Regions from separate parts of the Homo sapiens genome. Here all the other regions are linked to region 1. Evidence: chromatin loops called from intact Hi-C (ENCODE). Cell type or tissue: dorsolateral prefrontal cortex. All regions are shown on one strand. Region 1 overlaps PSEN1 (presenilin 1). Region 2 overlaps NUMB (NUMB endocytic adaptor protein). Region 3 overlaps PSEN1 (presenilin 1).

Evidence for each region. A loop is a pair of places that touch in the nucleus more often than their neighbours do. Peaks named below come from ENCODE experiments on the same cell type or tissue, not always from the same donor. Only the 100,000 strongest peaks of a DNase experiment are listed, where the experiment ranks them.
Region 2: it touches region 1 in a loop (4-fold over the local background); 32 of 110 quality-filtered maps call a loop at or near these places.
Region 3: it touches region 1 in a loop (2.5-fold over the local background); 4 of 110 quality-filtered maps call a loop at or near these places.

The regions. Positions count from the first base shown.
Region 1 is chr14:73,169,310-73,177,309 of GRCh38, reverse strand. PSEN1 (presenilin 1) reads right to left here. Exons shown (of 12, transcript NM_000021.4): 4 at 6,263-6,513; 5 at 3,603-3,744. Among named protein-coding and RNA genes, the nearest start is that of PSEN1, 37 kb to the right of the region's middle. RefSeq lists enhancers at 6,206-6,784, 7,057-7,993, 7,994-8,000. In dorsolateral prefrontal cortex, a CTCF peak has its summit at 3,978 (motif pointing left); no DNase peak of the experiment used is centred here; H3K4me3 peaks cover 155 bases; H3K27ac peaks cover 5,946 bases.
Region 2 is chr14:73,280,019-73,288,018 of GRCh38, reverse strand. NUMB (NUMB endocytic adaptor protein) reads left to right here. Exons shown (of 13, transcript NM_001005743.2): 9 at 705-909; 10 at 3,645-3,938; 11 at 5,514-5,660. Among named protein-coding and RNA genes, the nearest start is that of PAPLN-AS1, 38 kb to the right of the region's middle. In dorsolateral prefrontal cortex, CTCF peaks have their summits at 3,613 and 3,816 (motif pointing right); a DNase peak (open chromatin) is centred at 3,799.
Region 3 is chr14:73,218,541-73,226,540 of GRCh38, reverse strand. It overlaps PSEN1 (presenilin 1), which reads right to left. Exons shown (of 12, transcript NM_000021.4): 12 at 2,850-7,407. The coding sequence ends at 7,252. Among named protein-coding and RNA genes, the nearest start is that of PAPLN, 15 kb to the left of the region's middle. RefSeq lists an enhancer at 3,094-3,606. In dorsolateral prefrontal cortex, a CTCF peak has its summit at 3,248; a DNase peak (open chromatin) is centred at 3,248; H3K27ac peaks cover 2,494 bases.

The DNA of each region.
Region 1 (8,000 bases):
ACCAGGTATCTGAGTAGAAGAGATATGCAAAGGAGAAAACAAACCAACCATGGGCCCTTCTGGGCTAAAAATACTACATTAAAAGTTATATTTAAGGATGAAAATTTAAACCATGAGATTAAAATATAATTTCCCAAGAAGTAATGGGAGAGACGAAAAAGTCCATCATCTGAGAGTCATGGCTGGTTAGCTTTAGAAAACTGCAAAAAGGACCAAAGTAGGAAGAAAAGCAAAAGCCAGAATCAGTGTCAAGTGGGAGGCAATAAATAAGTCAAATGGCAATAAGGTCCAGAAAAAATTAGGTTCAAAAAGGTCAGCAGATACGACCAAAGGAAAAACTGGTAACCACATGATACGCAGTTTCCATGGAGGCATGAAAAGAGAACCCACACTTCAGGGAGCTGAGGACTGAATTTGAGAGGAATCTTACGTAATAGCTATGTGTGTCAATCCAGGCCAAACTCTGGACTCAAATGTCCATTCTGACCCATTAGGTTCTGACCCACACTAGCTGTGTGACCCCTGCCTCAGTGCCTCATCCATAAAACTGGGATAATAGTAGGGGTTACCTCAAAGAACTAGTGTTTAATTAAAACAAGGCAGATGTAAAGCTATACTGTCCTGTACATGTCACTGCCCAAGATTGGGAAAACCTTTACATGCTTAAAAGCAGAGAAAAGAAGAGGTAGTTTAGAAATGGTGTTTTCTCTTTTATGTGTGAAAATATGAAAACACAGAAAAATTAAATAATTTCCTAAGATTACTAGAAGAAAGAACTCTGAGTCCAGAGCTCCACCTATCCAACTACACAGGTATTTTGTAAGGGAAAGGCAGGAAATCTGAATGTAAATTCTAGATTATAAGAAAGAAAAAGTAGAATTCCACCCTCCAATAAAATCTGAGAAATAAACAGAAGAACAAAAGTATAATGGGATCCTGGTAAAAGTCACAAGGTCAGCCTACTAAAGCAGGGAAACTAAAGGCAAGTAAACACGTGCAGACAAAAAAAGGGATAAAGAAAAGGAATTAAGAAACTAGCATTTTTAAAGTGGGGGAGGTGAATGCTTCCCAGCATGGGTTTATATCACTTGCTTTTTGGCCTTCTGAGTGTTGGTAACAACCTGTCATCATCACACATACCTGTCATCTTTAATGGTCTCCATACATTACTAATAGATTATACAGATGGCCATCACTTAACACTTCCACTCACTCAAATGTTCAACATGCAAGGTTAAACTCTGTATAAGCTTAAAGTTCACAAGCATTGAAAAGGTATGTGATATTACTAGTAACCAACTAAATGCAAATTAAGACATTTTCTTTACCTATAAAAACCAGCACAGTTTTAAAAAAGAAATTCAGCACTGGTGGGGTACGACAGATACTCTCATTCACTACTGGTGTTAAGTACAAATTGATATAAGCTTTTTGAAAACGAGATTTTGAATACCAAGACAGTTATAAATATGTAGATAATTTGCCCCAAAAATTCTACTTCTAGGATTTTACCCTAAGGAAATAATTTGAAAAACTGAAAAAGCTCTAAGCATAAAGACAGATATTACTGTTTTTTAAAATAGTGAAACACTAGAAACAAATGTCCAACATCAGGGACATTTGAGAAGTAAATTACAAGGCACTTGAATCAAATATCTCATAGCCATAGAAATATTTTCTAAGAATTTATAATAGAAAAAATGTTCACACCAAAGTAAAAGGACACATATTGATTACACATTTTAACCATGTTAGAAAAGTATACAGAAATAAATACTAGAAGGAAACAGAGTAGACTCCTACATTTGGAAAGTTAATTTTTTTTTTTTTTGGTAGAGATAGGTCTTACTATGTTGCTCAGGCTGGTCTCAAACCCCTGACCTCGGCCAGGTATGGTGGCTCACGCCTGTAATCCCAGCCCTTGCGAGGCCGAGGTGGGTGGATCACCTGAGGTCAGGAGTTCTAGACCAGCCTGGCCAACACGGTAAAACCCAGTCTCTACTAAAAATACAAAAATTAGCCGGGTGTGGTGGCAGGCGCCTGTAATCCCAGCTACTCGGGGGGCTGAGGCAGAAGAATCGCTTGAACCCAGGAGGCACAGCTTGCAGTGAGCCAAGATCGCGCTGTCACACTCCAGCCTGCGGGACAAGAGCGAGACTTCGTCTCGGGGAAAAAAACAAAAAAACAAAAAAAACTCCTGACCTCAAGCAATCCTCCTGCCTTGGCCTCCCAAAGTGCTGGGATTACAGGCATGAGCCACCATGCCTGGCCGAACACTTATAATTTCTATTATTTGAAAATGACCTTAAAAGGTGCATGACTTGTGATAATGTGTAATTTTTTCTAAGGTATGAATCTGAAACGTGCTAGTTGGCTGAAACTCAGCAGTAGGTCACTTTGAAACTCAGCAGTAGGTCACTTTGGCAAAAGAGCGAGCTAGGGGAGGAGAGGCTGAGAAGGGTGGGTCTGTATCTTTCCTGTACAACCTCCCAGCGCCCGACTTCCCAAGGAAGGAAGTAGTACAGTGGAGATGGTGAGAGGATGCATGGTGGCTACCAGTTTAGGCAAGGTGTGACCAGTCACCAGTGAGTTTAATACCAGCATCTGAAGATGGCTTTATTGTTCTGTACTCCAATATAAAAATCTGATTTTAGTTATACCGTATTTTATAGGGACCATTATATCCTACAGTGTTATTTGTGAATGAGGAGATTCATAAAGGTCTTAGAGTATATTTCTTCAGTATACTGTCAATCAAAATATTAAAACCACTTAGGGCCGGGCGCAGTGGCTCATGCCTGTAATCCCAGCACTTTGGGAGACCAAGGTGGGCAGATCACTTGAGGCCAGGAGTTCGAGACCAGTGTGGTCAACATGGTGAAACCCTGTCTCTACTAAAAATACAAAAATTAGCCGAGTGTGGTGGCACACACCTGTAATCCCAGCTATTTGGGAGGCAGAGGCAGGAGAATCGCTTGAAACTGGTGGGTTGAGTCTGCAGTGAGCCAAAATCGTGCCACTGCACTTCACTCCAGCCTGGGTGACAGGGCAAGGCCCTGCTTCAACAAACAAACAAACAAACAAAAACCCACTTAGATTGTGCTATTATATGGAAATGTTTATTTTTCAGTTACAACTTTTTTTGTTTTCTGCTTTTATTTTTTGAGACAATGGCCTAAAAAGGCATTGAAATCCAAAATAACATAAATTATCACTAAATCTTGATAACTAATCATAATATATATATTTTACACTAATTTTTTCATGACATATAGATTCCATGCATATAAAATACTTCCAATATTTGTTTTTTGTTTTCTTTAATAGAGGCAGGGTCTTGCTACGTTGCCCAAGCTGCTTGTGAACTCCTGGGCCCAAGTGATCCTCCTGCCTCAGCCTCTGAGCCTGGCATTACACATGCACCTGGCTTCCTTTTTGTATTTTTTGAATGTTCCACAGTGAGGAGGAAGAAAACTAAAAATTAACTTATCTCTAGAAGACAAAACATTTTTTCTTTCCTAGATCAGTTAAGTTACTGTGACAAGAATACCCAACCATAAGAAGAACAGGGTGGAAAGCAAAGATCTGTGTCTCATGCTCACCTTATAGCACCTGTATTTATACAGAACCACCAGGAGGATAGTCATGACAACAATGACACTGATCATGATGGCAGCATTCAGAATTGAGTGCAGGGCTCTCTGGCCCACAGTCTCGGTATCTTCTGTGAATGGGGTATAGATTCTACAATAAAACAAACACAAAAGCCCTAGGTCAGTGTTAATGGAGATCACCAACCACATTACCACCTCCAACACAGAATTTTCTTTTTCTTAATTCAATTCGTATCTTATAAGTCACTTTTCCCCAACTCACCAATCTAGCTAAGAATTTTTAACCTGAGAAAAACAGCTACACTCTAAAATTGCTTCAAAGAAAATGTCTAACATATGGAAAGAAGGACTTAACATGTGAAGCAGACACTGGCTCCATCTAGTGGGTGCTTTATATTGAAATAATTATAATACCTCATCAAATTTTTTTGGCTACAGCTTATTAGGAACTTGTTATAGAACCAGATTCTGCCACAGAAACCACGTGGGCTGACAAGTGGTTGTCAGAAGAAAGGTAATATGGCTTATAATTAGTGCCTCTCATCTGCAGAGTAATTGCAACTGGAGTTGTCTTAAGATAATGTCACATATCCATCTTCCCCTTGTTTCTCATTCACAGAAAAACATTTTTATTCCAGGTGCCAATATTCCCAGCCAAAAAGACTTTACTTCTGACTCCCTTATATTTAGGATGGCTATGAGAACAAGTAAGGGCAATGACTTCTAGGGAGATGTGTTGTGTATGGAACTTCTAAGGAGAGAATTCTGCTGACATGTCCTATGTTCTTTTCTCCCCTACTCCTTCCTACTGTCAGAATGAAGGCTAGGGCTCCAGCCTGGACCCTGAAGTAAGCTAGAGGTTAGAAGCTAAAGAAGAAAGAAGGAGATTGAGTCCTTGATGAACGTGAAGCCACCGTACTAATCTGGACTGCCTACCTCTGCACTACTCTATGAGAGAGAAAGTATGTGCATTATTTAAACCAGTTGTTTTGATTTTCTATTAACAAAGTCAGAAACATCTCTGTAAAAAGCCAGACTGAATATTTTAAGCTCTATGGGTCATATGGTCTCCAGTGCAAACACTCAACTGTGCTACTGTAGTGTGAAAGCAGCCACAGACAATGTATAAACCAAGGAGCGTGGTCACTTTCCAATGAAAGTTTATTCACAAATTTGTGAATAACTTTGTTATTACACCTTTGTGGAAAGGTAGCAGACAGATCTGGCCTGTGGCTGTAGCTTGCCAATGTTTGTTCTATAATACGTTGCCAAACCTAACCCTAACCTATATGGATAATATTCTTCAATCCCTCTAGTTCTAACCCCTGCCCTTCACCTGCTGTCTTAGATGCTCTCCCAAAAGGCTAAAAGTTTGGCTTTCAGAACACCATGTAGTTTTTCAGACACTTCACAACTTCAAATTCTAAAACTCAATTAAAACTCTTCTTTGGACCCCATGAGAGTCGTAGAGATGGAACTAGATGACATTTGAATCAAGCATTTTTCTTGGAGGCCAAGGGCTGACATCAGCAGCACCAGGGAACCCACATGATAGCCCCCCAGGAGTCTAGAGAGTGCTGGCTTGAATTAGTTGTTCATCCTTTCAATTAACAATTCGTTTGGCCATTTATTATACACCTCACCCTGGAGACTCAGTACCCTCACAGGCCTTGCAATAAAGAAGGAAATTAGGCATTAAATAAACAATGTAAATAAATATATATTTGCAAATTGTGACAAGTGAGAAAGGACAAGTTGCTATGAGAAAAGATACCAAGAAGGACTTAATCGTGTTAGGAGAAACAGGAATGTTATCTTTGAGGATTTAACATTTAAGCCAATGTTAGATGTGAGTTCTAAATTTCAAAGAATTAATACGCCAGTATGTTCAATTCTTTGCCTTCTACTTTTAAACTTAACTTCCTCGTAAAGCAATGTTTTTCCATTACCTGCTCCACCCTCATTCCAGTTACCTGCTACCTGCTCTTCCCTGACTCCTGCCAAAGCACTCACCCCATCATTCTCTTTAAATTAGCCAATTGGAATTAGTTTAGCCTGTGCAGTCTAACCCTAGTCAGTAGGGGAAGAACACAGCAGCAGGGACCACGTGTGTCAGGGATAAGAACCCTTTCCCCTCCCTTGTCCAAATGTGCGCTTGCCATTGTTCCATCTGTAAGGGTGCACCCTTCTATATAGAAGTAACTTGCCTTGCTGAGAATTAAAAGGAAAATTTTATATTCGAGTGCTACTTCTTTTGCGGCACCAAAACTTTATATATAACACCAAGAGGAGGGGGATGACAGGAATTTAATCCACCAAAGTTAGAAAAGGAAAGAATATTCTAGGCAGAAGAGCAATGGGCGCCCAATGGCCCTGAGGTGGAAAAGAATTTATGTGTTCAATTCAGCATAACTTCAGCCCTATCCAGTAATACCATACAGGAAACATACTTCTGCAGTGTTCCTTTTCTCCACTTAAAACATGAAGTAATAACCCCTCGCTCTCTCAACTGCTCCTGACCATCACAGAGGATGGGCTCTCCAGCTAAGTCATGCCCCTTCAATGCAGAGGCCTTCAAGGTGATGATGACATGCTGTAAAGAAAAGCCACACTGGCTTTGAGAATAATAAAACAAAACTCATACGTACAGCTGCCCATCCTTCCGGGTATAAAAGCTGACTGACTTAATGGTAGCCACGACCACCACCATGCAGAGAGTCACAGGGACAAAGAGCATGATCACATGCTTGGCGCCATATTTCAATGTCAGCTCCTCATCTTCTTCCTCATCTTGCTCCACCACCTGCCGGGAGTTACCCTGGGGTCGTCCATTAGATAATGGCTCAGGGTGGCCAAGGCTCCGTCTGTCGTTGTGCTCCTGCCGTTCTCTATTGTCATTCTATAAGCACAAGAAAAACATTTTCAGTAAATCAGATTCTCAGCAGAATCAAGGTAACGGTTAGACCTGGGATTAACAACAGACCCGTCACTATGAGTTCTAAAAACCTGAAGCAAGAAAAAACAATGTACAGGAAGTATGCAGTTTAAAAGTCTAGATTATCTATCATTGTTCACTGAAGGCATTCAGGTCCTCTCTTTTACCTGGGTCTTGGCTTGCTCCATTCTCTCTGTTCATCCCAACATACACAATTGTACTTATCCTTTGAGATGTACCTTAAATACTGACACCTGCATGAAAACTTGTTTACTGGCTGCAGCTCCAAGCACCTTTTTCAAATTCAGCTTTCTGTGATTTCAGACCACATATGCAAGGAACTATCTTACCTTAATTAATAAGACTTTAAAATCCTTGTGTCAGAGGCGTTTGGACCAGAGCAACTCTATCTTGAATAGGGGCTGGGTAAAATAAGGCCAAGACCTACTGGGCTGCATTTGCAGGAGGTTAGGTACTCTTAGTTACGGGATGAGATAGGAAGTCAGCACAAGATACAGCTCATAAAGATCTTGCTGATAAAACTGGTTGCAATAAAGAAGCTGGCCAAAACCCACCAAAACCAAGATGGTGAGGAGAGTGACCTCTGGTTATCCTCACTGCTCACTATACGCTAATTATAATACATTAGCATGCTAAAAGACACTCCCCGCCAACACCATGACAGTTTACAGATGCCATGGCAACGTCCGGAAGTTACCTTGTATGGTCTAAAAAGGGGAGGGATCCTCAGTTCCGGGAATTGCCCACCTCTTTCCCAGAAAACTCATGAATAATCCACCCCTTGTTTAGCATATAATCAAGTAACAGGCCAGGCGCCTGAAATCCCAGCACTTTGGGAGGCCAAGGTGGGCAGATCACTTGAGGTCAGGAGTTTGAGACCAGCCTGGCCAACATGGTGAAACCCCGTCTCTACTAAAAATATAAAAATTAGTCGGGCATGGTGGCACATGCCTGTAATCCCAGCTACTCATGAGGCTACGGCAGGAGAATCACCTGAACCTGGGTGGTGGAGGCTGCAGTGAGCAGAGATCGTGCCACTATGGGTGACAAAGCAAGGCTCAAAAAAAAAAAAAAATTGGTAAGGTTGAATAAGTGACACAATCAGATGTTTCGTTTTTAGCAAACTTGATTGAGTGGCAATGAATGAGATTTCTAGCATAAGGAACTAGCATTGGTAGAGATAAGGAACACAATGGAACACAATAAGATAAACAGGCTGGAAGAGAGAAGTACTTTAGTTAGAGATATAACCAGGCAGTTAAGTCCAATGGCAGTTACCAATAGGAATTTCAAGCTCAGAAGAGTCAGAGGAAGTCACTGGTCTCTATAGCCTCAGAAATGGATGAAATCTCAGGCCTCAGAAATGGATGAAATAGCTGTGGAGGGAAAAATACAGTAAAAAGATGACCAAGGAGAGAAGTGTAAATAAC
Region 2 (8,000 bases), 110 kb before region 1:
TCCAGTAGTTTCTTAGAAGTGGCTGGTAAATATTCCCACTGCTTCCCCAAAGGGCAACTAGAAGCTTGCATGTCAAGGCTTGAAACCTTGCATAGAGTCTTCTAAGCTGTTGGCCAGGGCTGACATGACAGAGCCTAAGTGATAAAGAGTTCTCCATGGCTGCTTACAAAAGCACAGGTTGCTGGTTATCACTTTACCCCAAGGCTTGTAACAGTGAATTGAACCATCATAAGCACTACCTTAGAAAATTTATTCATTTAAATTAATATGGCATACTAATCTATTAAAACAATTTTAAGCTGGAATTTGCAACATCTTGCTTTCATAAAAACAGACATTTGGGCCGAGTGTGGTGGCTCATGCCTGTAATCCCAGCACTTTGGGAGGCTGAATTGGGTAGACCACTTGAGGCCAGGAGTTGGAGACCAGCCTGCCCAACATAGCAAAACCCCATCTCTACTAAAAATACAAAAATTAGCCAGGTGTGGTGGTGCGTGATTGTAGTCCCAGCTACTCAGGAGGCTGAGGCACGAGAAGTATTTGAGCCCGGAGGCAGAGGTTGCAGTGAGCAGAGACTGCGCCACTGCACTCCAGCCTGGGTAACAGTAAGACTCTGTCTCAAAAACAAAACAAAACAAAAGACTTATTTGTATGTAATTGTTAGTAGTGTAATTCTGAAAAGCTTTTAAAATCTGCTCTTACAGGGTGAAAGGTTGAGCCATGCAGTAGGCTGTGCTTTTGCAGCCTGTTTAGAGCGCAAGCAGAAGCGGGAGAAGGAATGTGGAGTGACTGCTACTTTTGATGCTAGTCGGACCACTTTTACAAGAGAAGGATCATTCCGTGTCACAACAGCCACTGAACAAGCAGAAAGAGAGGAGATCATGAAACAAATGCAAGATGCCAAGAAAGGTACAATCTGTTCTACAGTGTGTATTTATGGAATGCAGTTTTTCCCAACAAGGTATTATTTTGAAGCTACCAGGGGTAAATTTTCTCATAATCAAAGAGAACCCTTAGCAATATAAAACCTTATAACAAAGTTGAAAATCTTAAAAACCGCTTCCTTTAGAGTGGCTAGTTTAATGGCTTCAAAAATATTTACTCCATTATAGTAAGCTATCTGAGGAATCAGAGTGCAGTTGAAGAAGCTGCAGAGACATCTCTTACCCCCTTCCTCCCATCCTGAAATACCTTTTTAATTCTGATGTATCTGATCTCTTTGAGAAGCAAATGAATCAAGTACCTGCATCTTAAAGGAAGCAGCAGAGGTCCCAGGGCTTAAGGCTGCAAAGCATCCACGGACTATGATGCTAGCAGAGAGATTTAACAGTAATACTGTTTATATGATATTATTGCTGTTTTTTAGTGCTTTCTAGTCACAAAAGTCTATAGATTTTGAGAGGTAAGCCTATAACTCTTTTTTTCTATAGCCCTGTTAATTTAATTTAGTGTGTGATTTTATAGAGTGTGAGTTTTATTTAGGTACACATGGCATCACAGCAGAAATGCCTGTACAAACATTCAAGTTAGTTGGCAGTCTATAAATGTGAGTTGGGTATATTTTACAACTAAATGATAGGGCTTGAAAATACTTTTGAATTCTTGTATATAAGTAGGGTTAAAACCAACAAGACAAGCACAAACAATTCAAGTTAACTAATAGACATTAATATAATTTTGAGGCCAGGTATAGTGGCTTACAGCTGTAATCTCAATACTTTAGGAGGCTGAGGAGGAAACATCACTTGAGGCCAGGAGTTTGTGACCAGACTGTGCAACATAGACTCTATCCCTTAAAAAAAAAAAAAAAAAAAAAAAAAAAAAAAAATTGCCATATTTGGTGGTGCACATCCGTAATCCTAGCTGCTTGGGAGGCTGAGACCAGAGGATTGCTGGAGCCCAGGAGTACAAGGTTACAGTGAGCTGTGATCATACCACTGCACTCCTCCAGCCTGGGTAACAGCAAAACCCTGTCTCTTAAAAACAAACAAATATATATATATGATAATTTTTTTTACTATAACCTTTTAGTTCTAAACTAGTCATTTTTGTTGTTGTTGTTTTGGTTTGATTTCGGTGTTTTTTTTTTTTTTGAGACAGAGTGTAGTTCTGTTGCCCAGGCTGGAATGTAGTGGCGCAGTCTCCGCTGACTGCCGCCTTCACCTCCTGGGCTCAAGCGATTCTCCTGCCTCAGCCTCCTGAGTAGCTGGGATTACAGGTGAATGCAACCACACCCAGCTAATGTTTGTATTTTTAGTAGAGATGGACTTTCGCCATGTTGGCCAGGCTGGTCTTGAACTCCTGACCTCAGGTGATCTGCCTGCCTTGGCCTCCCAAAGTGCTGGGATTACAGGTGTGAGCCACCGCACCTGACCTTAAACCAGCCCTTTTGGTTAGCATCATTGACTAATACTGACCCAAACAGCTCTAATTCTTAAGCCCCCTCCAAAAAAAAAGCATACATATTTTTATTTGAAATGAAATTATTGATAGTGATTTTTTTTCATTTCTTGTAAATATTTGCACCAGGAAGCCAAAGGGGGGAAAAATCATGCTATCTGTACTAGAAAATTTAACCTGTATTACTGTTATCTAATATGCTTTAGTGGTCTTCAGACTATTCACTAATTAAGCATGTTCTTTAATACCACCAAATAATATTCATTGTTATGCACAACAACTGCAAAGAGATTGAGTCCCAAGATCTACAAAGGATTGTGAGAGTTGGTGGTTGAGATTTGTCACAATCAGAATGGGACTCAACTGGTACCCACAGTCTTACATTTACTCAAATTTAATCCAGTTCAAAATTTTACTACTGCATGCTTTTATTCAAATGAACCACAAATGCATGATTTAAAGACTGCTTTAGGTCGGGCGTGGTGGCTCATACCTGTAATCCCAGCACCTTGAGAGGCGGAGGCAGGTGGATCACCTGAGGTCAGGAGTTCATGACCAGCCTGGCCAACAATGGTAAAACCTCGTGTGTATTAAAAATACCAAATGAGTTGGGCGTGGTGGTGTGCACCTGTAATCCCAGCTACTTGGGAGTCTGAGGCAGGAGAATCACTTGAACCTGGGAGGTGGAGGTTGCAGTGAGCCAAGATGGTGCCATTGCACTCCAGCCTGGACAAAAAGAGCAAAACTGCATCTCAAACAATAAATAAATAAATAAATAAATAAATAAAGACTGTTATATATGACATTCTTTGACACCTAATCAAAGATATATGGTTAAGCTTATGCTTATTTAGACCTTTCTAATGCTACAGTTCCCAAAGTTCTCCTCCCCTAACACACAAGCATTGAAAATCATGAATCATTCTTTAAAAGACTACATATTAGGAATTCATAGGAACTGAGTTTTTAAGATCTTTTTCACAGTCTTAATTTATAAATCACTGAATGAGAATAAAAGATCTAACATTTCTGTCTTAGTAGATATGCTTTGTGACATATAGTACATTACTAAGCCTTTTATCTGTCTGAAAAATGGATCCGAACCCTGCTTCTAACTTATGTTTTAAGAGACACTGGGAAGGAAATGGGTAAAAGGACCTAGAGGGCTTTCGAATTTGTCAGCTCTCTAAACGCAAATTATTTGAAGACATTGCTAAGGTCTTCATTCTCTTTATTTTCTTGAGCTGAAACAGATAAGATAGTCGTTGGTTCATCAGTTGCCCCTGGCAACACTGCCCCATCCCCATCCTCTCCCACCTCTCCTACTTCTGATGCCACGACCTCTCTGGAGATGAACAATCCTCATGCCATCCCACGCCGGCATGCTCCAATTGAACAGCTTGCTCGCCAAGGCTCTTTCCGAGGTTTTCCTGCTCTTAGCCAGAAGATGTCACCCTTTAAACGCCAACTATCCCTACGCATCAATGAGTTGCCTTCCACTATGCAGAGGAAGACTGATTTCCCCATTAAAAATGCAGGTAATGTAGCATCTACCTGACTCACTGGGTACTCGAGCACTGAAGCATTCTCATCACTTCCCATGAAGACACTAATCCCATTAAACTAGGCATTCCTCTTTCCCTGAGGTTCGTTGATAGTTGTATCTTTTGTCATTTCCCATAGTGGGAAAACTAAGGTCCGTGGAGGGGGATGTGAATCCATAATTTCTCTTCAACAAACAGGCAGCAGAGCCATTGTGGAATTTCTAGCCTAAGCCATAAGATTTGTGGTTTGTCCTGATGTAAGTGCATTCACTGCCTTTCAGCCAACCTGCTCCCAAACATCAAGGGTCTCAAGTTTCTATTCTTATTCTGCCATTGGGACCCAGCAGGGAATTAATTAAAGAGGCCTTAGAAACACATAGCATTACCAGCAGAAGAAATGGATATGTGCTCATTGTCCTTCTGGCTGGTTGGCTCCATAAGGAGGAAACTCTAGACAGGTCTTTCGTGTACATCTAAGATCTGTTGTTCATCACAGACAGTGGACTTGTTCACAAGTATTCATTACCTTTCAGAACCGTCTCACAGGCCTTTGTGTGGCCTCTGTACAGCTATGCCAGCCTCTATAGGTCTATCCTCGTCATAAAATCTGTAGCTAAAGTATTAGATCTGGTCAGTGCTTTTGTTGGGCTCTATTTTACTTCCCTCTGAGACATGTCAAGCCATTGCTATAACAAAATATGAGGAAACTGTCTCAATAGGCCATTCCTACTGATGGTATAAAAGTACAGAGAGTTAAGTTCATCTGACAGATGAAACTAGGCCTAAAGAATAGTTGGACTAGATGATTACGGAGGGTCTTTTCAGTTCTCAGCTGAGGTACCTCATTTCAGTTCAGTCTCCTTCTAGGGCAGACAGGGAATAAAAACTATTATTCTCTTTACAGATGAGCAAACAGAGCTTTAGCACACATAATTAGCTTCCTCAGTGATACAGAAGTATCCTAGAGTCAGTATTAAGAATAAAGGCCCTAGCGTCCTACACCTCTGCTCACTTTTTCATGTTATCATAGATCATATGCTTAGTACTGGAGACTTTGGAGAAAAATGAGATTGATGACATTGTCATAGTTTGTTACAGAGAAAAGCACTAAGCATCCACTAGTGCCCAGACTTGAACCCATTTTCCTGACAGAATTACTAAAGGCTCCAGAACCTAATTCAGATCACAGTCTTGAGAACACGTTGGAAGGCATACAGGTTGCAAATGTCTTCTACAAAGATCTGGCTAGCTGAACATCTTGGCACAAAAAGGACAGATCCTCAACAGTGTTATAAGAAGAAGAAATGAAGAAATTTGGGGATTTGTAAGGGAGGAAGATGTGCCTTAGTACATTAATTGTTGACATTTTATACTTTCCCATCTGAAAAGCCAATGAAATTGTGGCCAGTAAATTTTTTGAAACTGGTTTTGTAGCCCTGCCATACAGTTAATTGAGCCTTTTCTTACATAAGCAGGAGATACAGTATAAAGTGCCAGCTTGCATCATACTGTCAAATTTCAGGATTATTCCATTTTTCTGTCTGGAGCCATTTTCTGTTTGCCTTGCAGTGCCAGAAGTAGAAGGGGAGGCAGAGAGCATCAGCTCCCTGTGCTCACAGATCACCAATGCCTTCAGCACACCTGAGGACCCCTTCTCATCTGCTCCGATGACCAAACCAGTGACAGTGGTGGCACCACAATCTCCTACCTTCCAAGGTTGGTGCCCTCTGACCTGCTCAGCTGTTCTCTTTACAACCAGTACTTTTAGTACACTGCTCACTAACTGTAAGTTGGCATCCTGAGCTTCCCAAGGCCTGGTCAGACCCATTAATTTCTCTATTTGATGTCTTAGATTCATTGATTTCTCCATTCGACGATGTCTTTGTGCCCTTCCTGTTTTCTAAGATGTCTGTGTTTGTCATTCTGCATGTGCCCATCTTTCACCCCATTCTATAAGGAATTTCTGTAGTCCCAACCTACTGCCTTATTTCCCACTTGACTGTTAAGGATCAGCATACCCATCCAGTTTCCCAAAAGCAGTAGTCATCAGAATTGGTTCAAAGGTTATGCTTTCTTTAGTGTAGTGGTTCTCAACTGGGGCAAAGTTTGTCTTTCACTGTCTGGAGACATTTTGGGGCTTTACAAGTTGGGGGTTGGGGGTGTTACTGGCTTGTGGTTAGATGCCAAGAATGCCACTAAACATCCTTCAGTGTAGACGACAGCACCCACAACAAAGGATTATCCAGCCCAAAATGTCAGTGGTGCCAATGTTGAGAAGCCCTGGACTCACCTAGTCTCTGCCCTGTCAAAGAGGCTAATAAAGAAAAAGGCACTCCTTTGAGCTCTTTAGTTCATCTTCTATAACAAGTGTCTTAAAATTTGCCTTTGTGGCATTGAAGAGTTAAAAGTTGTTTTCAGAGATACTGACTAAATAGTGGATATTGACTCAGAGGTCAGCAAAGAATTTATGTAACTTAAGTTACAGACTTGTAGAATTTGAGCTGCTATAATTGCTGTTTCTCCATTTCTTTTGAAAGAGAGCTCAGCGGAAGTTTTACTCCAGAGATAGTGCCCTGCTTCTACTGGAAGAACTACACACTTTTTCTCCAAGGGTCTTTTTCTTTTTCTTTTTAATAAACCTTCATAGTCATGTGTACCAAATGACTTTTCATGTCATCTAACAAACATTTATAATACCGGTAATAATAGGCACCATTTATTGAGCACTTACACATTGCTTGCCACATTGTGGTAGGTATTCATGCATTATTTCATTTAATCCCCACAACAAGCCTGTGAGGTAGGTGTTACAGATGAAAAAAAAAAAAGAGGCTCAGAGAGGATAAGTAAATTGCCCAAATCTTACAGACAGGATTTAAACTCAGGTCCTCCTGAATATAGTACCCGTTACATTCTGCTGATTCTGCCAGCCTACAAGGCACTAAGTGTGCAAAATTGAATATTTCAGTTTCCTTTCCCTGCCTTTAGAGGGCTCCCAGTTTCTAGGTGAAAAAAAAAATTTTTTTGCCACCAAAAAAGCAAAGGCAGTCTTTTAGACAAACTCTAGGTAAACAGTACCAACACCGGCTGGGTGCGGTGGCTCACATCTGTAATCCCAACAGGGAGGCTGAGGCAGGCGGATCACCAGAGGTCAGGAGTTCGAGACCAGCCTAGCCAACATGGTGAAACCTCGTCTCTACTAAAAATACAAAAGTTAGCCGGGCATGGTGGCAGGCACCTATAATCTCAGCTACTCGGGAGGCTGAGGCAGGAGAATTGCTTGAACCTGGGAGCCGGAGGTTGCAGTGAGCCGAGATCACACCATTGCACTCCAGCCTGGGTGACAAGAGCGAGACCCCATCTCAAAAAAAAAAAAAAAAAAAAAAAATAGTACCAACACCATAGGCATGGCTGTCCAGTCCTAAAAAGGATATAATTATATTGTAGGTCAGGGGAGGGTGCTTGTCTACACCAAACTGAATGTTATTGAGAGCTGGGCTAAGGAGAAGAAACTAATATAGGTATCTGGAGTAAAAGGAACAAGGGTTAGCAGATTTTAACAAGGGGAGATGAGGAAAGAATAGTAGGTATGTTGTGATATTGTAAACATCATAGAGGGGGAAAAAAATCTTTGTTAAAAAATGTTCTGTGAGTTACCAGGAGAGTTAAAAAAAAAAAACCTTCAAAAAAAGTTGAAATTAATTGTGTAGCAAATTAGAAATCTATCAAGCAAATGAAAACATACCAACTTCGATTTCTCATCTGTAATAGGGGGATAATACCAGACTCGTAGGGTTTTTGAGATAATTAAATGAAATGATGCATGTAAAATATTAGCTTAATGACTAGCACATAATAACGAATCATATATACATTTTAACTTTTGAGGAGGAAACAAAGAGTAATTTTTTTTTGTTTGAGATGGAGTCTTACTCTGTTGCCCAGGCTGGAGTGCAGTGGTGTGATCTAGGCTCATTGCAACCTCCGCCTCCCGGGTTCAAGTGATTCTCCTGCCTCAGCCTCCCTAGTAGCTAGGTTTACAAGTGCACACTGCCA
Region 3 (8,000 bases), 49 kb before region 1:
CCAGACAAAGTTCCAAATTTCTCTCTTCGGTTTCTCATCGAGCATTTGGAAGAACACTATGTCTCCACCCCTGCATGGAGATGCACTAGCCCTGAAAGCACTCTCTTAAATTCAGGTATTTAAATGTAGTATCATGTTTAGCTCCAGTCTTGCTTCCCCTTTACATCATATGTGTACTCTATCCTTGAGTTTAGTCTACGACCGAGAAAACAAATCACAATCAGACTTTCACCGACAGGTCCACCTTGAGGTATGCTATAGGTTTACTCCATAAGGGTAAGAAAATCCTTTCCTCTTATGCACGAGAAATTGACCTTGGGTTATGTATAGTCTATATCAAATCCTATGCAATTTAAAAAAAAAAAAAAAAGCAGGCCAGGCACGGTGGCTCATGCCTGTAATCCCAGCACTTTGGGAGGCCGAGGCGGGCGGATCACCTGAGGTCAGGAGTTCGAGACGAGTCTGGCCAGCATGGTGAAATCCCATCTCTACTAAAAATATGAAAAAAAAAAAAAAATTAGCAGGGCGTGTTGGCATGTGCCTGTACTCCCAGCTACCCAGAGGGCTGAGGCAGGAGAATCGCTGGAACCCGGGAGGCAGAGGCTACAGTGAGCCGAGATTGCAGCACTCCAGCCTGGGCGACAGAGAAAGACTTCATCTCAAAAAAAAAAAAAAAAAAAAAAAAGTAGAAGAAACAGAGGCAGCAAGAGCATGTCTCCCTTTCTGCCAACAATTAGGACTTGAACAAATTTGGTTCCCGAGGCTTTTCCCGTCTCTCCCTTTGAAGGGCGTGGCATACCAGGCACAGGACAGTCCATGCAAGCACATCAACCTTCTCCAAGCATGGGACACTCCACATGTTGAAAGACCCCTGTGGTAGATTAGGTCATCATCCTCTAGGTCACTACAAGTCATGTGATGAAGGAGATATATTCTAAGTAAATATGAAAACAGATTTGGTTAGCTAATTGGATTTTCCTCTGAATAAATCATCACCTTTATTCAAAAACCAATTATCCATAGGTGTCTCCCAGGTACTTCCGTCTTCCTGATTTTTAGTACAGTATATGTCCTTTGCCTTCTTGGCCAATTCAGGCTTTTTCCCCCTTTCCAAACTGAGTTCAAAACTTTATTTCTGGCTAGGTGCAGTGGCTCACTCCTATAATCTCAGCACTTCAGGAGGCTGAGCTGAGAGGATCACTTGAGCCCAGGAGTTCAAGACCAGCCTGGAGAACAAAGCAAGACCCAGTCTCTACACGAAATAAAAAATAACTAGCCAGGCATGGTGGTGTACACCTGTAGTTCCAGCTACTCAGGAGGCTGAGGTGGATCCTTTGAACCCAGGAGTTCAACAACGCAGTGAGCCATGATCGCGCTACTACACTCCAGCCTGGGCAACAGAGCCAGACCTTGTCTCCAAAACAACAACAAACCTTCTTTCTGAGAAATTTCTGATTTTAAACCCCTGCTTTTGTGGATCTCTCCTTTACTCTTTCTCATTCAACTGACAAGTCAACATTGCACTCGTACTCAAGTATGCTGTCATTTCACTTTTGACCAGATCCTAAGCTACTCTCCACACCGCACACAGAAGGGTCCCCAGGAAGAAGGTGTGGCATGGGCTGACGGAAAGCTACGGGACTTACCTAGAGACACAGGAAACCCAGCCTCACTACCCTTGCTTCTCAACCCTGCTCAAAGTCCGTCCTCATTCTCATCAAGATCACCATTGTCCCATCCTGGTTAACACGGTGAAACCCTGCCTCTACTAAAAATACAAAAAAATTAGCCGGGCGTGGCGGGCGCCTGTAGTCCCAGCTACTCAGGAGGCTGAGGCAGGAGAATGGCATGAACCCAGGAGGCGGAGCTTGCAGTGAGCTGAGATCGCGCCACTGCACTCCAGCCTGGGCAACAGAGCGAGACTCCGTCTCAAAAAAAAAAAACAAGAACACCATTGTCAGGACCCCTAAAAATCAGAAACCTCTCCCAAGTCCTGATGCCTCTGTAGGAGACTCCACAGACACTGCCTAAAAGAGCCATGAAAACAAATGATGCCTCCAATTCTCAAAGGAGGGAATAAACACTCCCTGCTTCCTGATGCCCTTAGCAGATGTAGCCGGGAACACATCAATGTCTTATCTGCCCCCTTCTGAAGACCATGGCCAACTGTGGTTTTTCTGCCATAAATGTATTTCTGATCAATCATTTCCAGATTGTATGTTATTTACTGTTTAGAAACAAAACGTTTTATCAAGTTTGGGGAATGGAGTGAGAGGACATTCTATGCTCTACCAGGTCAATAAAAGTAATGTTGCCTTTTCCCATTAGTGTGACCTAATTTCTTTAAAAAAAATCCTCCAGCACATATCTGCACTGTACAACATACGTCTTATAAGTTTACAGTTTCTTCTGACATATTTACATTAATGTGAAAGTTATTAGAAAAAATATCTTTCAGGATGTATTAAGGATAGCTGCTTTGGGGCTTTTATAAACAGATTTAATATTACACTCTTCAGAGCTGTGGTGTGCTATAATCCATACCACTTTCTTATGAGTTAAGAATAGAAACAATGCATTTGTTTCTAAACTTTTTTTTTTTTGAGACAGAGTCTTGCTCTGTCGCCCAGGCTGGAGTGCAGTGGTGAGATCTCGGCTCACTGCAACCTCTGCCTCCTGGGTTCAAGCGATTCTCATGCCTCAGCCTTCCGAGTAGCTGGGACTACAGGCGCCCACCACCACGCCTGGCTAATTTTTGTATTCTAAACTGTTTCTTGATAAGTGCTAGACAGTTCTGTGAGTTACAGTTATACATTATGATACTTTCATGTAAAAAACACTAGCACAGCTGGATTCATGCAGTCTTTATTAATCTGACAAATACAGAAAATCTGCAATCAGCTATCAAAATTATATCTTACCAAGAATTTGAAAGGTATTTATAAAAAAGGTGTATTCACAGTCTGTCTGAATTAAGTACAAAGCAGTGTCCACAGAAGCAGAAGGCAGACAACATGTGAGAGTAAATGATCCCACTGAAACCCTCACCCCAGCACCTCCAAGGACACCAAAAACAAGACAGTCCTGTACTTGCTACTATATGCAGCTGACTTTGAAACTGCCTAGTCTCAACAATTACGTATTTCAAAAGGAAAATTGCTTTCTGGGAAATCGTCCCTGCTACACAGACACACAGACCAACTGGCAATGCTGCCACCACATGTCAGGGCTCAGGGTGGACCCAGCACATCCACTAAGAGGCACCCTGCTGCCCAAGGCTGTGGGAGACAGCTTTGATGTTCAAGAAAGGGGTTCATTTCAGCACCAGGGTGCTTTTTTATATGCAAATCTGAGGTGTTTCCCGTTAGAGGAGAGGACTATGCAGATGATCACATGCAGATGTCTCTGAGCTGTGAGCCCGATGACAGCTTTGTTGGTACACTCTGGCCAGCCATTTCACAACGCACTATGAAGAGCTGAAACCTCTGTTTTTAATCTCTTGTGTTGTGGGAATTTAAAGAGGTGAGAAGATCACAAGGATCACTTCTAGGCTCAAACTTATGATTATATGATAGTTTCCAGCCCAAGGGCAAAACCAAATGTCCAATTTTCACGTCTCCTTCCAAATTCAATGTTGGAAGGCAGGTGAGGAGGTGAGGAGAAGGGCAGGTCAAACTGTTCCTTATAGACATAACAGCAAATTTAGAGAAGGAGTACTTTACTGAATGGATTGATTTCTGAATCAAGTCACTTTTATAACACCAATGTATAAGCCCTCAGTAATGGTAACTGTTAAAAGTGGTTATTTGACAAATACCCAATATTTTAGAGAAGTTAAAGAAAGATGGCATATACCAGAAAACAAGAGATTATAACTACATTCTGAGAATTTATCTTATTCATCTTTGCATCCTCAGACTCCAGAACCTACGGGAACACAGAAAACACTGAACAAATTTTTTCATAGTGGTTTCTGAGCTCTTTTTCTTCCAGGGTTAGATCACAAATGATCAAATATACAAAGCCTTGGGGGTTGGGATCAAAGGCTTCCCGCAGTCATCTAACCCTGGGAGACCTTATTTGGTAGTTAAACTTATATTTCACACTCTACAAGTTATATCGAGAATACATACACTGTCTGAGGCCACGTAAATAACAAGTAATAAACATCATCTGTTTGGGCATCTATTGCAAAAGGAGGGTTTTTAAAAGCAGAGAGACTACAGAATGGGAATCCCGGAGTCTGAAAGTAAAAACACTGCCTCTTCAGTTGTTGCTTCTGTAGTAAAATCAACAAATTGCTTACTTATGACTGTTTTCTTCCAAGTTGCTTAGAAAGCTTCTACTTTTTCTAATTGAGAAATTGAGTCATTTGGAGTCAGAGCTGTGATTCTAGGAACACACACGAACCTACTGAGAACCAAAAACAGGAAGGTGAGTCTTTCCTCTCTGAAAAAAAATCTGCAAATCTTCCAAATATGATTGGTATTCCCATAGGCATGTAATGACATTCTGTCCATAAATACCCTTTATTCTGTAGCCCAGTCAGACTCAGACTCTTAGTGGCTACTTTCCTTCCTTACTGTCTTCCATCTTTTTATTAAGCAGATTGGCTTGGCTGGTCATACTCTACTGCTGGTTTTGCCCGACTCTATAACCACCGCCTGTCCCGTGTGAGTGAAGGCACATCCTTATGGAAATTGCTACTGTTCTTTCCAGTGACAATCTATTTTTCATGGTGGAAGACTAGCATTTGGATGTTTTAGGAATGACTGAACTAATTCTAAAAAGAATGTTTGAGGGAAAAGTTCTCTGCCTGAGATGAATGATTTAAAGAAATAAGATGGGCTGTAGTCTCAGCTACTCAGGCTGAGGTGGATTACTTGAGCCCAGGAGTTCAAGTCTAGCCTGGGCAACACAGCAAAATCCTGTCCTTTAAAAAAAAAAAAAGGAAAGATAGGTTCTCTGTACACTGTCTAACAATGTGGCTGAGATGTGGCTCAAACTTGGAGAAAGAGACAGAATAATTGCCATCTTTCTACACAGGACAATCAGTAATACATAGGATGGATTTAAATACACACACCCCACGTACCCTCTTCAGAGAAGAAATGTATCATGAAAGGTGCAACACATTTGGGATCCTTACACAAATAAATTACTCTAGATTAGGGATCCCTCAAGAATGCTTCCAATCACAAATTGCTATTCAGGTGGCTTTGCTGTAGCTGTGCTTTCTCAATGATAATACCCATGCTAGCACATGTCTGAGAGAGGGAATGAATCTTGGAAGAAGGGATTTCATGGAAAAAAATGAATTGAGATGATAGAACCTACTACTTTAAATCCCCCTTTCTTTGCATAGCTCTTATTTTTCCTGTCTGTGACTGCCTAATATAAGCCAATTTTAATTTAAATTCAGATCAGTACTCGCACACTACTCTTGAAGTTAGGTTCTTATAAGAAATATCCTGGGACAGAAAACAAATATTCTAAACACCAAAGACAGCCCCAAACCAGGTCATATCATATCATAGATTGGGAGAGAAAACAGCAGGCAAAAGAAGAAAAAGCTGGCCCCTCCTCAGCCACAGGAGGAAACTAAGTTTCTCATAAACGCTTACGGTCTGATCAGCATAGCTAAGGGCTCTCTGTGGTAAAGAAGGTTATGCCCCACAAGCCTTTGTCCAGAGGTGCCCTGAGCCCACACAGGCTGATGGCTGTTTGTGTGTTTTGCCTGACTGAGCTGCCCAGAGCCTGAACTCCATGGTAACTGCAGCAGGCACCTCCACTGCCCAGTTCACACAAAGGTACATTGAGAGGAAAGGTAACGCGGGCAGAGACCACAAAGCACCCATTTGTGGAGCTGACGAGAATAACCTGAAACTCCTCCTTGACATCATTAGCTCACTGTATCCCCTTCGCTGCTGGAGGCCCCTTCTCTTTCCCCTTGGCAGTTGGTTCTCCTTCTGCCACCAGGTTCTCCCACAGCTCACCAAGTTAAATATGGCTTTCCCCAACTCTTGCTTTGTGTTGATACAACTAGTTCATAATTCATCAACCACCAGCTTTTGGCTATTTGTTCAAATTCTGAGCTACTGTGTGGCAAAAGCAAAAACAAAATACCAGGACAGAAAGTGCTTCAACAGCCATTTTACTCTTCTTTAATTCTACCGTCTTTGGGCATACATCTCATTTGCTGTGGAAGAAGGTCTGACAGCAGGGCTGACAGCACCGATTCATAACACATTCTTTTCATCATACAAAGAGTAAGACCCTAGAATAATGGGACCATCTGCTACCACGACAGAGCTGCCTTACTGGCTGTAGAAAAAGACTGCTTGTGTGGGAGAGAAGAATGAGGACAGAGGAGGCATCTGGGGCAAGTGAGCGTACAAGTATGTCTACAAATTCAGAATTTGGTGGAAAATCCAAATTTGACTTCAACATGATAGAGAATTGATGAGAAATAGCTGTACTGTTTCCAAAATTTACTGAATTTGGAACCTGAGGTTAAAACTTTTAGGATAAAGCAACCTCAGGTTCAGACTGGCCTTGGGAAGAAATGGCAATCACAGACGGTAATGAGTGTCAGTGCTTGAGAAGAAGAATTGCCAAAGGCAATCTACATATTTGACTTGACTCAAAGAGAGGGGAAAACAAGTCTCATTTAAAAAGGATGAGTCTGCAGCAAAAAATCAAAGGGAAGCTGGAACCCCTGCCCACCTCTCCATTCCCCATTCTGCTGCTGGTGCCTGCTCTTCCTCACAGTACCTCCTGAAAAGTTCAGAATTCAGTTAATACAGAATTATTGGGTTGATTTTCAACGTGTAGTTTAAGATGAAGAGTTCCGTTTGGTTTAAACCACTTCACCTAACCTCTTGGTAACGGTAGTCCTGAGAGTTCGCAGTGTCAGTGAAATCGTCCTGTGACCACGCGTCAAGCTGCTGATGGGGCACAGCAACTTCCGGGCCTATCATATCTCCTTGACCTCGTCCCTCAAATCTGGTAGTTTCTGCACCGAGGGACACAGTCCACTGCGATGAAGTATGTTCAAAATCGTTTTCTATAGGCACCTCCTTCCAAAGTCCAATAGTGCAAGGTGGTCAGGAAGACTTGGAAGGAAGCTGCAAAAGTCCAGCCGGGAATCTTGACTTTGTTAGATGTGGACACAGGAAAATCACCTTTGTCCTCCCCAGATTTTGTTATAGTCAAAGAAGAAACATCCATGGGATTCTAACCGCAAATATGCTAGATATAAAATTGATGGAATGCTAATTGGTCCATAAAAGGCTGTACAAGATAATCTGTGGCAAAGTAGAAAACAAGCCCAAAGGTGATGGAGATTGGAAGAGCTGGCAATGCTTTCTTGAAAATGGCAAGGAGTAATAATGTAAGGCACAAACCCTGTGGAGAAGATGGGAAAGACACACATTCACACATAATTATGAAAGCATTTTCAGGCAAAACTCAATCACAAGTCTTGGTTTTTAACATAGTTAACTGAATATTTTCCTTTTGGGGTTAAATTTTAGAACAGACGTTCATTCAATCTGGAAGAAGAGCTATGAAAAAAACCTAGCTTTTGTTTGTTTCATAGGGTTCATTATGCACACATTGTTATTTTATCCCTTAATTCTAGTAAAGAAATAGAATCTGAAAATAAGTAAAACTACTTTGAAAAAAATTAAAAGATACAGAAATTTCTATCTTAAATGATGTGTTGGCCTCTGTGATTTTAGTTTGGCTGGTTAAAAACCCAGAGGTGAAGAGCATTCTCTATGCTGTGCGGGGGCTTCTCTATGCTGTGCGGGGGCATTCTCTATGCTGTGCGGGGGCTTCTCTATGCTGTGCGGGGGCATTCTCTATGCTGTGCGGGAGCATTCTTTATGCTGTGTGGGAGCATTCTTCCCGCACAGGCTCCTCCGTGAAGCATGATGAGGCTGCAGTGTTTAAAAAATAAAATAAACTAAAAGTTTATTTATGAGGAGTACACTGCT